2 separate regions of the Homo sapiens genome follow, and region 1 is linked to region 2. Evidence: chromatin loops called from intact Hi-C (ENCODE). Cell type or tissue: IMR-90. All regions are shown on one strand. Links, peaks and the distances in the headings refer to the core of each region. The heading gives the core; the rest is flanking DNA.

Region 1 (7,493 bases), core at 1,555-6,554, 160 kb after region 2:
TGGGTAAGTTGAGGGTCTGGCGGGCCGGACTCCAATCCCAGCCCCACCTTCACGCTGTGAAAACACGAGGAAGGGACTCAGAAGCTCTTCCCACTTGCTCTTTCCCTTGTTATGCTAGGACAGCACCAACTCTCGTATAGTTAAACGACCGAGCAGAACTGTCACCAGTCAGTTTCATGCACAGGCACCGCTGCGGCGTAGGATATGATGACGAACAAGAACAAGAGGCCTTGCCCTCCAAGGAGTGGCCACTCTACCTGCAAGAGGCCAACACTAAGCAGGTAAACAAATAAGAGGGTGTTCTGGCATGAGAAGCTAATGCAGAAAACAAACCGCCGAGGACTGTGGTTGAGATGAGCCATGGGAGTTGCCCAGGCACCTCCCGGTGTACAGGGCCCCTCCATGGAGGCTCATTGCTCTCTCCCAGGCTCCCCGAGCTACGAAGCCCACACTTGATCCTCAGGCAAAGGATGAATGCTACTTAAGTCTCAGGAGCTACAAAAGCTCGAGTACAGCAGTGACAAGACAGCAACACGAGAAAGTTACAAGGATCATTTCCTGCGACGACGGTCGTAGACGCCGAGTTCCCTCTGCAGCAACTAACTCCTGCCCCTGCTCTCCTGGGGGGCTTCTGGGCTTCTGCCATCGTCCACCCGCCTGCAACTGGCCACCACTCCTTCTAACCCTTCGACAGGCACTAGGTGTCTTTTTTGTCACCTGTGAGCATCTTCCCCAAGCATTTTTTTTTACCAGGGCTGCTCAAAAGAAGCAAAAAATAAAAATAAAAATAAAAAATAAAAATGGCTGTGTCTTATTTCCTCTGCTCTTCCTATAGAAACACTGCTAATGAAAATACATAAACTGAATAAACACTTGGAGAGGAAACCATCTGCTTCATCCTACTAATGTCAGTGGGAACTGTGTTTGTTTACCCGCCGGGTCACGAGGAGGGGACACAGAAAACCTTCCCAGGAACCATCAGGGAAATGGCCTGGGCGGGCATAGGGGCACCTTATTAACCCTTTCAGATGCCCAAGAGTCACTCTGTTTCATAACCTCTGGTTGGAAGAGAAAGCTGCATATATCATAAACCACAGGCTGAAGCTTATTTGCACGGTGTTTTCCACATAAAGATGAAAAAACACCATGCAAGAATTTACTATAAATACTGCGCTTGAACTTTCCACTCTGCAGAGGAAATACCTAAAAAGACAGTCCAAGTTCAACCACAGAGGTGCTTGTGGAAACAGCTACAGAATGGAAAAGATCGTGGAGCTAACTGCCAAAGCCTCCCAAAAGGTAGATCTCTTTAATAATAATTTTTTTAGGGTACAAAGAAGGACGGAGACACCATGGAGAAGATGGTGTGGTTCTTTGTTCCAGGAAGTGTTTAGGGGATTTGCATTTTAAATGACTGCTTTGCCTATAATTCCGTATTTTAAAATAAAATTAATAAGCAAAGGCCCAGGAAATTCAACCCCCAGGGAAAGACACCAGTCATCCCCAAAGGAAACTGCAGGGACTTCTGGCCACGTGCCCAGCTCAGCTGCGTGGCAAATGTGACTGAGCCATGAGAAGTCATTCACTTGGGGCACTCCATCAAAGGACGTTTCCAGGGTCAGACACTTGGCCTTGAATTCCCAGCAAAAAGTTTCACAGCAAGGTTTTAAAGCAAGACTGGGGAGCTGAGTCTCTCACAACCCTGTAGTCACCTTCCTCCCAATCCCTGATGACTGGGCCATCACAGCCAGCCCCCATGCCTTTCAGCTGCTGCTGGCCTGGCCGTGGCTGCTCTTAAACAGCATGAGGTACTGACTCAGAATCAGCTCCACCAATAAAAATGCTGATATGTGACTTTCTACAGCCAGTTAAGGAATACATCTGTTTCCCAGAGGTTAAGAGAAAGATTCTGACCAAACTAGAAAAATTAAAATATGGCCAGGTGTGATGGCTCCCACCTGTAATCCCAGCACTTTGGGAGGCCAAGGCGGACGGATCACGAGGTCAGGAGATCAAGACCATCCTGGTCAACATGGTAAAAGCCCGTCTCTACTAAAAACACAAAAATTGGCTGGGTGTGGTGGCAGGCACCTATCGTACCAGCTACTTGGGAGGCTGAGGCAGAAGAATCGCTTAAACCCAGGTGGAGGAGTTTGCAATGAGCTGAGATCGCACCACTGCACTTCAGCCTAGAGACACAGCAAGACTCCGTCTCAAAAAAAAAAAAGAGAAAAAGAAAAATATGAATGGAGGAGACATGTGAAAACGAACAATGGCATTAATTCTACTTGTAAAATAAACTCACACTCACTCTAACAGTCAGCAAACATTTAATTAGCAGCTACTATATGCCAGGTGCCATGCTAGATGCTGGGGATATAGACAGAACAGGCAGGCAGTTGGACGTGCATGTCATTACTACTATTTAGTTAAGCTCTTACTACATGTCAAGAATTGCTCCAAACACTTTGTGTCACCTCTTTTTTTATTCTCATATAGTATAAAGTCGAGTTTATTATTAGCCTCATTTTATCGATACAGACAGGTTAAATAACTTGTTCACGCTGCACAACTCTCAGTAGGAGATGCTGGGATTTGAACCCAGGCTCCCTTGTGCATCTGACAGGTATATGAGTAAAGTGGTCTGCAGGAAGGAAGAAAAAGCCCTGCTTGAGAGAGTAGGCATCCAGGTAAAACTGATAGGGCTTTTAAGAATGCACAGGAGTTTATTAGAGAGCATGAGAAAGGTTCCTTCCAGACAAAGGGCTTATAAATGCAAAGCATAAGCCATCAGAAATTATGAAGAAAAATCATTTTAAAAGATAAAAACACATTTCTATTACTACTTCTTGGGCAGGGAGTTCCTGGATAGCTGCTAAATAGTAGCTAGGAATGGGGTCTTGACTTTCTTTGGTTTCAAGAAGAACTGCAGGTGAGCACAGTCCAACGATCCCTGGAGTGAGTGCACACAAGAGCAGCATTTGCCAGTTCCACAGTCCAACCCACTCAGAAACACCGTGTAATAGAATGTGTGTGCTAGAAACCTGGGCTCAGAAGTCCTTCACAGTGCTCAACAGGAAACACTGAAACGAAACACCTCACTGAACCAGTCTGGCAACAAAGACAAAAAAGTGGGTGAGGTGGCGCACATACGGACCACGTGTGCCAGGAGGCCCAATTCTAACTGCATGGCAGGGGCTCTCCTCAACAGTCTATGATTTTAGCAGATGAGCAATAGCTTTGTTCACCAAAATACAAAGCTGTCCCAAGTCCTTGAAAGATACAAATTCCACAAGAAAATCAGAAAACACAAAGGTTGTTTGCAGTGCGCAATAAATTGGTGGTTTTAAGCATAGCTGTTCTGAGTTTATCTTTTCCTGAGACATTTAATGTTAGTTCATGTGCTCTGAGCAATGTTCTTTGAAATAAATATAATTCGCTGACTCATATCCCATAAGTGATTAAATGATGGGTTACCAACGTTAATGCCGACTACTAAATTCCAGCCCCTCTAGCCAACAGGAATGACACACAGATCATCTCTATGTTAAAAACAGGTGTGCTCCCAGAGTTTGTTTGTAAGTTGGCTGCTTGGAATTCAAGAGTTATCTTCCTCCTCCACAAACAATATTAGACATGGTATTTGATACTCCAGACAGAAAACCCAAAATACTAGATCCGAGGAGTGTTAAGAGTTCTCTGGACTGAGCCGATGAGAGGGAGTGGGCCTGCTGCTTAGCCAGCCAGACACTCCCACTTCCTCTCCTGCCGGGAATAAGATGTGCACCAGCTGCACGAAGCAGGCGGCAGCTTCTCATCCTCCCGCAGGAGCGATCTGAGGAGGAGGCTGGGAGAGGCCAGGCAGGGGCTCGGAGAAGAACAGCAGAAGTGAGGAGCACCAGAGGTTCCAGCGGCTCCAACGGCTCCAGCTGCTGAGGGGCCCAGGCTGCCGGCTCCTCCTGTGACACCTCCGGCCCCCAGGCTGCTCTGTCCAGGGCCCTGCGGTGGCAGGGCCTCCCCATCTCTAGGGCTGCCATATGGCAGGCTCGGAAGGAGGCTTTTCGATACTCCCACACCTGCCCTGTGGGGTTGCATGCACAGGCTCTCCTGATTCCCTCACATGAAAACACACGTGGCTCTTTAATGATGCTCTCGGGACTGTTCTTGCCAGTAACCGGGACTTGAGTTCGACAGCCCCCCTGCCACAAACACACACGCACAAGCACCAATGTGAGAGAGGAATTGTCTATGACCAGTAAATTAAACTGGGATCCAGCCACAAGACCACTCTTCCCTCCAGTTACATATATATACATAACATATACATATGCACTTAGATTACATATATATATTTGAATGAAAGTTCATAGTAAAATTCAAGTGCCGAGGCCACTGACATCACTATGTGGGTGGTTCAAGCATAAATCTAGACACTGGAGAGCTCGAAACCAGAACGGGTCAGCGGGGCCATTGGGGGGCGGGGAGGGAGGTGCTGAACATGCAGGACCTCCAGCCGCCTCATGTCACTGGCCATGGGAATGAGCCGAACCTCCTCACACCAAAGGCTGTCCCCTACCACACTCCTGGGTTACAGATAAGCCCCCAACTTACTGGAACTTCAAATGCCTCCTGGGTGTCATCCAGCATCTGGATTTTGATGGACACGAGTTTTCCTGAAGGTGTTGGGGGCGGCTTCTGTCCACGTTCCAAGGTACTGATCCCCGAATTTTCCGGGGCCCCCAGTCGTGATCCTGGGGTCGGCCTCTGCTCTATTTCTCCCATGATGAAAGCGGCTTAGAGAATATCTGCAGGAAGCAGTGAGAAAGAAAAACACATCAGAATAGGAGACTACCACCCAAGCTGTGTGCCACCTTGAACCCCACCCAGGTGGGCAGGGGGCTCCATCCCCTGCACAGGAATCACATATAGGGAGGCATCGGTTCACTCACAAAGTCACCTTTAAGCACTCAAGGCATGCAAATACTTTTTGCATACTTTATTCTTTTGAATAATTTTGCATATTGTTGCATATTTTATTCCTTTCTCGTTTTACAGTCTGTTCTTAATTATTCAGTGTCTACAATGAGCTAGGCTAGGCACTACTTTTTACACATTGAAGTCTGGTGGGAAGATGATAAACAGTGCCTAAACCATATCATTAGCATCCATTAATTACCTTTATGGACATAGTTACATGCTAAGTACTGTGGGTATTCTAAAGATAAACAGGTAAAACGCGCACTGCAGAGCTCGGGCTAATAATCTGGTTGAGGAAATAGACATACACTCGCAGACATACACTCATACAGAGGCAACAGAGAGTAGGGTCATTTTTCTTGGTTTCTAGTGTCTATTTCTATTACAATAACCACCTAATAATTCATTTCTTTCCAGCCACCCACCCCCCCAACTATTTCCCCTTTCCCAAGAAGCCATTCTACACACTATACTATACTATCAACAGTTATTTTCCTAAAAACAATCATCTTTCCTCCCCAGATAGTCTACTCTTGTCTAATGACACCCTCAGCTTCTCCCTCCCCTCTCGCTGCCTCTGTCTGGCTCCAGGTCTCCACATGCGTGGCTTGCTGTGGCTGAGTGCTTTGCCCTCTTTCTTCACCTGGAAACTTCTACCACTGCTTTAAAATTCAGTTCAAATGTCACATCCCAGCCAGGCACGGTGGCTCACGCCTGTAATCCCAGCACTTTCGGAGGCCAAGGTGGGTGAATCACCTGAGGTCAGGAGTTCGAGACCAGCCTGGCCAACATAGTGAAACCCCACCTCTACTAAAAACACAAAAATTAGCCAGGTGTGGTGGCATGTACCTGTAGTCCTGGCTACTTGGGAGGCTGAGGCAGGAGAATCGCTTGAAGCCAGGAGGTGGAGGTTGCAGTGAGCCAACATTGCACCACTGCACTCCAGCCTGGGGGACAAGCGTGAAACTCCATCTCAAAAACGAAAACAAATGTCACATCCTGGCATCTGGTGCAGAGCACATGTGTTATCCCCTCTGTGCTCGTGGCTGTCAAAGCCACATCATGGTGGTTGAGCCCACGTGTGTGGAGAAGGCACTGTGATGCCCTTAAAGCAGGAACCCAATCTCGAATGTCCTTTGCAGCTCAGCGCCTACCTAGGCACAATGCCTCACACGGAGTGGAGGTCAATACTGGCTGCTTAACGACTGGACCACTCAGCCAGTATATTTATATGTGGCTGCATATTTAGTGTCAGAAGGACATAAGGGAACGAGATTTCCAGGTGAGATGAAGTGGTTAAAAGAGAGGGAAGCCTTCCATCATGGAGAAGGTGAGAATTGAACTCAAGTTGGTCTCAAATGTTGGAAAATACTTGGAAAGAGACAGGAGACAGACAAGGAAAAGGCACTCCTGGGAAGTGGAATGGCATCCACAGAGTTACGGGACAGAAACACGATGGCACAGGCAAAAAAGAGTGAGAATCAGAGCCAGAGAGTTCAAGATGTATTTTAGAAATGATTTGAAGTCAGGTGCTAGAGCAGCGGTCCCCAACCTTTGTGGCACCAGGGACTTGTTTTGTGGAAGACAGTTTTTCCACAGACAAAGTAGAGGCAATGGTTGCGGGATGAAATGGTTCCACCTCAGATCATCAGGCATTAGATTCTCATAAGGAGCGCACAATCTAGATCCCTCGCATGCGCAGTTCCCAACAGGGTCTGTGCTCCTATGAGAATCTAATGCTTGCAGCTGATCTGACAGGAGGCGGAGCTCAGGTGGTGATGCTCGCCTGCCGCTCACCTCCTGCTGTGCGGCCCAGTTCCTGAAAGGCCACGGACCACTGGTCCACGGCCCAGGATCTGGGGACCCCTCCTTTAGAGGACTTCAAATGCCTGGCTGAAAAATATGGTCTTTACCCTGCAGGCAGCAGGAGCCACTGAGGGAAGAGTAACAACACAACAACAACAATTTCAGAAAAATGAGCCTGAGGATGGTACTATATATAACTAAAGAAAGAGGGTTGGGAGGGCAGGGGCTGGGGCATCCAGTTACAAATCACCTGTAACAATTCATGCTTGAAGTGCCAATCTGGACAGCAGCAATGGAAATCAAAAGGTGATGCTATAAAATCTACTTCTGTGGAAAAACTAACCCAATGTTAAAAATGGTTAGCTACCAAGAGGAGGTAAAGGTCCAACACTGGGCTGGGTGCGGTGGCTCACGCCTGTAATCCCAGTACTTTGGGAGGCTGAGGCGGGCAGATCACGAGGTCAGGAGATGGAGACTATCCTGGCTAACATGGTGAAACCCCGTCTCTACTAAAAATACAGAAAATTAGCCAGGCGTGGTGGCGGGCGCCTGTAGTCCCAGCTACTCGGGAGGCTGAGGCAGGAGAATGGCGTGAACCCGGAAGGCGGAGGTTGCAGTGAGCCAAGATCGCGCCACCGCACTCCAGCCTGGGCGACAGAGCGAGACTCTGTCTCAAAAAAAAAGAAAAGATAGAAAAACGAAAAAGAAAG
Region 2 (7,493 bases), core at 943-5,942:
GCACACAACATCACTTATGACAGACTCCAGCCCAAATGTTTAAGTGTATCAGTCAAGCCCTAGAATGAATTTCCTGTCCTCTCCAAACCTCATGTTGAGATTTCATCCTGAGTGCTGGAGGTGGGGCCCAGTGAAAGGTGTTTGGGTTGTCAAGGCAGATCCCTTATGAATAGACTAATAACCTCCCTTGGGGGTGAGTGAGTTCTCACTCTGTTACTTCCTGTGAGAGCTGGTTGTTACAAAAAGCCTAGCACCTCCCTGTTCCACCCACCTCCTCTCCCACCATGTGATCTCTGCACATGCCAGCTCCCCTTTGCCTTCTACCACGAGTGGAAGCAGCCTGAGGCCCTCAGCAGATGTCAATGCCCAATCTTGAACTTTTTAGCCATCCAGAATCATGAGCAAAATAAACCTTTTTTCTTTATAAATTACCCTGCCTCAGGTATTCCTTTATAGCAGCATAGAACAGACTATGACTTCCAGTTTTGGAAAAATACAAAGGATAGAGGAACAAGTTAAACAGCACCACAAGAAAGCTAGCAGGCAAATTCAGAAAGTAGGATACTGTGTAGTGTAGCTGGTCCAGTTTCTTCAACAAGATGCTATCATGAGGAAAAGAAAATGAGGGACTAACTTACATAGGCCCAGATGACATACTAACTAGATGCAATATGTGGTCCTAGAGTGGATCTGTTTTTTTTAATTGATTGATTAATTGACTGATTGAGACAGAGTCTTGCTCTGTTTTCCAGGCTGGAGTGCAGTGGTACAATCACTGCTCACTGCAGCCTCAACCTCTGGGGGCTCAAGCAATCCTCCTGCCTCAGCCTCCAGAGTAGCTGTGATTACAGGTACACACCACCATGCCCAGCTAATTTTTAAAATTTTTTGTAGAGACAGGTCTCCCTGTGTTGCCCAGGCTGGTCTCAAACTGCTAGGCTCAAGACATCCTCCTGCTTCAGCCTCCCAAAGTGCTGGGATTACAGATGTGAGCCACTGTGCCTAGCCAACCTTATTTTAGAATAAACAGATACAAAGGACAGTTAGGGGATAAATAGGGAAATGTGAATATGGCCAATGTATTAGATGAGATGAAAAGTACATATGTATGCATAGAAAAATTCAGAAAGGATATCTTACTAATGTGACGGGCAATGGGAATGCAATGTTTCTACTTTCTTAGTCTTATTCATTTGTCTATTCTAACTTTCTACAATGTATGTTTACTACTATTATAATAATGAAAGGGTATTTTTGATTTTCAAAAGGGCCTTTAATAGTATTAGCTATAGAGGTTTCCATAAGAATTAAATGAGATACATGGAAAACACTATTAGAACAAAAATATTCAATAAAAGTTGGCAGTTTTTAAAAATAAAAGAATAATCCATTTTAAGTCATTTAGGAAATTTTATTATTAAGAACTAAAAAACCACAGCAGCAATTGTATAACCAGCAAAAAGTGCCCTACAGACTACAGACCTACCAGTGGGACTTTCTCTGACCTCCCTAATTTTATTCTTGTTCTCTTGCTCTACCCTTCTGTCTCTCCCCGCAACCCCCTTTCTGTGTGTGTGTGTGTGTGTGTGTGTGTGTGTGTGTGTGTGTGTGTGTGTCTGTCTGTCTGTCTCTGGAAAGTCAAAGGGAAGAAAAGCAGAGAATATAAAACAATCTAAACCTCATGTGGGAGGTGGGAATACAAACTATCGTGCTGGATTATAGTCACTGTCTTTTGAGCCCAACACTTTGTAGAGCTACAAATTTCTAATCGGTTTTTCATTAAATAGGAGGGCTTCATGTTTTAAAATGACATTCTGAATATTTTACCTGTTTTAAAATTACATTCTGAATATTTTACCATTTATCATTTCAAACATGAGTTTCTGTGTTCACAAAGAGGTTTTCAGGGACAAACGCATGGGCAGTCTGGCAGGCTCTGGGGACCTTTGGTGACAATCACACATGGGCTGCGAGATGGCATCAGGTTCTGAAAACACACACGTTTACTGGGAGAGCACAAGGCTATTTTGAAGGCTGAAGGAAGAACGTGACTCCCCCTGATTACATGGACTCTTCCTGATCCAAGGCCCTTGTAACATGAGAAGTAGCTTCCTGGGTACTAACTCTGTCCACTTTTCTTACCATGAGCTGTAAGCTGAGCATGCTGGCCGCGATGCTAACTTTAGAGATTCTGCAACACCTTTAGTACTGTCCACTGAAGCAATTCCAATCAGTCTCACGCGAGCTAGAGGCTAAGTTTTACTTGGTGAGCACTAAATAAAACTGAACCGGTAAACACAATGAAAACATAAAGCGCTCAAAATGGAATCAAGTTTCCTTAGCAGAAGAGTGGACGTGAGGAGAGTCCACCTCTCATGTGAGGAGAGGACAACGATTATGGCAGGAGCAGACAGAGGGACTTCACTCCTAGGGACTGCAAGAGTCACATGTCACACCCATTTGATGCCTTGCTTTCAATATGAATAATTTATTTCATCTGGAAAACCACCATCTTCCCTCTTTTCTTATTACATATAAGCAATTTAGAATTCTCCTGCAGTCTAAGAGAACACTTCAGTAGGGCGTGCAGGGCGCAGAGCAGCATGTTCTGATAGGGTCCCCTCACCTATAAGAACACAGGCAAGTAGAAGCTGGATCCAACTGAAGACGGGATGCCCAGAGAGAAGGGGAAGAACAAAGGGTGGCTAAACATGGCACAAGGAAAGTGATTCCAAGCCACACGATAAGAAAAACTGAGATCATGTGGCAGGGTGCAGCGACTCAGGCCTGTAATGCCAGCACTTTGGGAGGCCAAGACAGGCAGATCATGAGGTCAGGAGTTCGAGACCAGCCTGGCCAATATGGTGAAACCCCGTCTCTACTAAAAATACAAAAATTAGCTGGGTGTGGTGGCACGTGCCTGTAGTCTCAGCTACTTGGGAGGCTGATGCAGAAGAATCGCTTGAACCTACGAGGCGGAGGTTGCAGTGAGCCAAGATCGTGCCATTGCACTCCAGCCTGGGCGACAGAGCGAGACTCCATCGCCAAAAAAAAAAAAAAAAAAAAAAGAAAAACTGGGATCATCTTTTCCAAAGACCCTCACTCGTTGTTTTGAGGCTGCACCCAGGAGTCAATACGCTTCTCCTTCTAGGTGTCTGGGTGCTGCTGTCAATAGGATGGCATTCCACCTGCAGTTCAATAAATAGAAAGGAATCCAGCTTCTTGTTTAACAAAAGAGTGCAATTTAATCTCCTATCTATATCAATGGGAAGCTGAAAGAGCTATTCCTGGAGGCCCAAAGCATTAACTACAGAGCTAGAGTCACTTATGCTTTGCTGAACCACAGGCCAGTTTCTCCGTCTGTCCCACTTCTGTGTATGCGTCCCTCCCCACAAAGCACAGCTGACATGGAGCTTCTCCCAGCATCCCCTCATTCACCATCTGCCAAAGAACAGCACCTGAAATCTCAATAGTCAGTCCATTTTTGCTTCTACAGGAATTTGAGATGCGAGAGTCCCAACACATCGGCCCCATGAGGTTCTCTATGCCTTGTACCAAGTGGGGAGTGATGGAGAGATGATAAAAAAAAAAGTAGGAATTTCAGATCAATTTTATTCAACAATGAGCCAAAAGAACTGTCTCCTTGGAAAAGACTTCTTAAATGTCAGTTCACACTGGGTGCCAGAAAACAAAAACAACAAAAACCTGCTCCGTCCAGCTGAGCTCGTGTAACTTTAGGAATTTATCAGCACTGACAGAGGAGCTGGCAATGTACCAGGCACATGCGGCTCGATGGTAACCAGCTGTATGGAGTTTCAGAGCAAGGGCCAGAATGGTAGCCAACTGCAAACCTCTAGAGACGATTCACAAAAATTGAAAAGGTGCAAAACTATTGGCAAAACAGAATTTTTAATGAAAAAAAAAAAAAAAACGGGGGGCGGGGGTGAGGGGATACAGGATTTGTGCCTCCAACTTCCTGAGCAAGAAAGAGCCCTGGTGATTCACATGAGGAAAAGGCACGCTACCGATGCTACTTATTCCAAACACAACTACATTCCTCCAACAGCTGGACTTGCCCTTAGATTTATTTCAGCACGCAGAGCTCAGGGCAATGCAGTTTCCAACGACAGGAAAACCAGCCTGAGAAACCAAGACCCAGCAGCCCCAGCGAAAGGCCCTCCTGTCATCAGCCAGCCCTCAGTCCTGTGCAGACCCGGCTTAGCAGCTCGGGCTGTCCCTCCTATGCAGGTAGCTCCCAGAAGGCTGCTGCTTTCTGCCAATTCCTGGCTGCCTTTGCCTTCTTCGCTGATTTGAGGGTTCTAAGTGGACGTGGATGATTAGCAGCACAAACGTTCAGAAAACACAAAGCAGTGGGAAGTCTTTGTCACTGTCTCCCTGGAGCTGCACATTCCTGTATCTGATGTCCTTCCTGCTGCTGCTGTGGTCATGGGACAGCTAACAGGTATCTCAAACATGACCTGGCCAGAAACACCCTGACTCTCCACTCCCCAACAGTCCTCCACTTCCCTCCATCCTTTTCTCATTTTAGTAACCCCCAACACCATCTCCCCCCCAGTCACTCAAGCCAAAAATCTAAGTGCCCCCTCTCCCTCCCTCAAAGTCCACCACCACCTCATCACCAAGACAGAGGGACCCTGCTTCCGGTACCTGTTCCAAACACAACTACTTGCCTCCATTTCTACTGCTACCTATTGGTGGCTTCTTTGCCATCACCATGTGACCGCCTCCTCACAGGATGCCCTGGGACTCTCCTTCTCCCCCTAACATCCACATGGCAGCCAATCTTTCAACACTATGTGTGTCAAGCCTCTCTCCCACCTCACCACGACGCTCCCAACACTCCTGCCATGCTGGCCCTCCTTTATGTATTTGAATGCTTGGAGCTGATTCCCGCCTTGGGCAGAGTACTGACTGCTCCATCTCTCTAGAAAGCTCTCTCAGTAAATGACTGATGGTTCCTTCTCACTTCCTCAAGAGGCATCCCAGACCCACCAGCCTGAAGTCATCACCCAGGCACCTCTATCACATCCTCCTACTTCAATTACCTAAAGAGTTCTTGCCGCTATCTGATATTATCTTGTTTATTTAATCGCTTTGTCTGTTTCCATGAGAGTATTCTTGTCTTTTCATCACTGCACTCCCAGTGCCTAGAACAATGCTTGCACACAGGGAACCCTTAATAAATATTGCTGATTACATCAGTATCTTCATCCCTTTGATAAATGATGATCAATGATGACCCAAGATACTGTGCTCTGTACTGAGAGGGATGAGGAAGGATATGATGGCCTCGGTATTAAACAGTCACTGCTTGAACACCATGTATGACAAGAATTAGGCTGGTTAAACCCAAATGTCCAACAATGATAGACTGGATTAAGAAAATGTGGCACACATACACCATGGAATACTATGCAGCCATAAAAAATGATGAGTTCATGTCCTTTGTAGGGACATGGATGAAACTGGAAATCATCATTCTCAGTAAACTATCGCAAGGACAAAAAACCAAACACCACATGTTCTCACTCATAGGTGTGAACTGAACAATGAGAACACATGGACACAGGAAGGGGAACATCACACTCTGGGGACTGTTGTGGGGTGGGGGGAGCGGGGAGGGATAGCATTAGGAGATATACCTAATGCTAAATGAGGAGTTAATGGGTGCAGCACACCAGCATGGCACATGTATACATATGTAACTAACCTGCACATTGTGCACATGTACCCTAAAACTTAAAGTATAATAATGATAAAAAAAAAAAAAAAAAAGAATTAGGCTGGTTAGATTAGTGTCCTCTGAAGGATTCTCTTCAAAGGGAATCATTTTATCCACACATGTTCCTGCCAGCTCTGCCCTCTTTTGGAACACCATCAGTCTTGCCTCAAATTATAAAATGAGGTTGGGCGCAGTGGCTCACGCACATAATCCCAGCATTTTGGGAGGCTGAAGCAGGTGGATCACTTGAGGTCAGGAGTTCGAGACCAGTCTGGCCAACATGGTGAAATGCTGTCTCTACTAAAAATATAAAATTAGCTGGGTGTGGTGGTGGGCACCTGTAGTCCCAGCTACTCAGGAGGCTGAGGCAGGAGAATCGCTTGAATCCGGGAGGCAGAGGTTGCAGTGAGCTGAGACTGCGTCACTGCACTCCAACCTGGGCGACAGAGAGAGACTCTGTTGCAAAAAAAAAAAAAAGGTATATATAAAATGAGTAGAAGTGATGATGTGATGATGGTGATAATGACGATGGTGATGATGATGGTGACGACAATGAAAACAGTGATGGTGATGGTGACAATGGTGGTGTTGATAGTTACCATTTACAGTGTCCCTACTGGATCCCAGCTACTCTAGTATAATACTGCTTATCCTCAAAACCACTCTGGCCAAGCAAGCATTAGAGTCCACACTGTAATAGGGGAAGTAATGGCAACACAAAGGGAGAAAGTAACTGGCCCGTCACAGCAAGTGGCAGGATGGTGGCCGAAGCCAGGTCTGACTCAATGCCTGCACTTCTTCCACGCGGTCACACTTTGAAAAGAATTGACCTCCAGTTCCTGCCAAATCTACCACCCATGGCAGCGGCAAAGACAAACTCTGAGTTGACATGTTGGTTTCACAGAAGAGATTCACATCCAGAACAGTCCATGATGTGACATATAAGATGGAAAATGTGCTATTAACAGAGTATAAGCCCAGGATTCACTTCATATCACAACCTTCAAGAAACCAAGTTTTAGGGAAAACAGTACTTCTCCCCCCATTTTTGTAAGCAGGGCTGGGAAAGAGGAAGGTTAAACTGTTCAGTACAGAACAGATGCTGGTCAAGTAAACATTATGAAAATGTTTGTGTCATCAATTGAGAACATTCATTTTCTCTTTTCCTCTGTACTCTGTAGCAAAAAATACACAGTTTCCAAACCACTAACCTTGTGAGTTCTTCTTGGAGTTGTGTGTGGTCAGGCGGAAAGAATTTCACCACAAACTTAACAACAACGTGCTTTGGCCCTAAAGAAGAAGAAAAAAAGAAGTAAAGCATTTACTGATTTGTGTTTCAAATGCCATTAAAGAAAAAGACTTTACAAATACAAATAATGCATCTCATTCCAAGCTGCCAAGTGCACATCTGCCATTTTCCAAGTCACTTAACAACTGGCCAAGTTCAGCTACTAATTCACACTTCCATATTGTGGGGAAAGAGAGATCCATTTTTAAAAAATACTGTGACAAAAGTACTACATAGAGCTATTAAATTTTTTCTCTGCAGACTTAAATTTTATCTAGGTTTTTTAAAATAAAGTCATTTGTCTTCAAAAATGTATCTAATTGGCTGGTTTTACCCAAATAATGAAAACATACATCAGTTATGCAATTCATTATATTTAACTATTTATAAGGTACAGTTGCTAATATGTTCATCAAATATGTTTTCAGCCTCTAGGTGCTCTTCTGAGCTCTGGGGAAAACA

What was found. Peaks named below come from ENCODE experiments on the same cell type or tissue, not always from the same donor. Only the 100,000 strongest peaks of a DNase experiment are listed, where the experiment ranks them.
Region 1: a loop joins it to region 2, with 3 times the contacts of the local background. A loop is called at or near these places in 2 of 110 quality-filtered maps.

The regions. Positions count from the first base shown.
Region 1 is chr13:98,210,532-98,218,024 of GRCh38, reverse strand. It overlaps FARP1 (FERM, ARH/RhoGEF and pleckstrin domain protein 1), which reads right to left. Exons shown (of 27, transcript NM_005766.4): 2 at 4,612-4,805. The coding sequence starts at 4,782. Among named protein-coding and RNA genes, the nearest start is that of MIR3170, 5.8 kb to the right of the region's middle. In IMR-90, for the core only: no CTCF peak of the experiment used is centred there; DNase peaks (open chromatin) are centred at 1,754 and 3,514; H3K27ac peaks cover 3,289 bases.
Region 2 is chr13:98,367,657-98,375,149 of GRCh38, reverse strand. It overlaps FARP1 (FERM, ARH/RhoGEF and pleckstrin domain protein 1), which reads right to left. Exons shown (of 27, transcript NM_005766.4): 5 at 6,955-7,033. Among named protein-coding and RNA genes, the nearest start is that of FARP1-AS1, 64 kb to the left of the region's middle. In IMR-90, for the core only: no CTCF peak of the experiment used is centred there; DNase peaks (open chromatin) are centred at 2,099, 3,739 and 4,039; H3K27ac peaks cover 3,247 bases.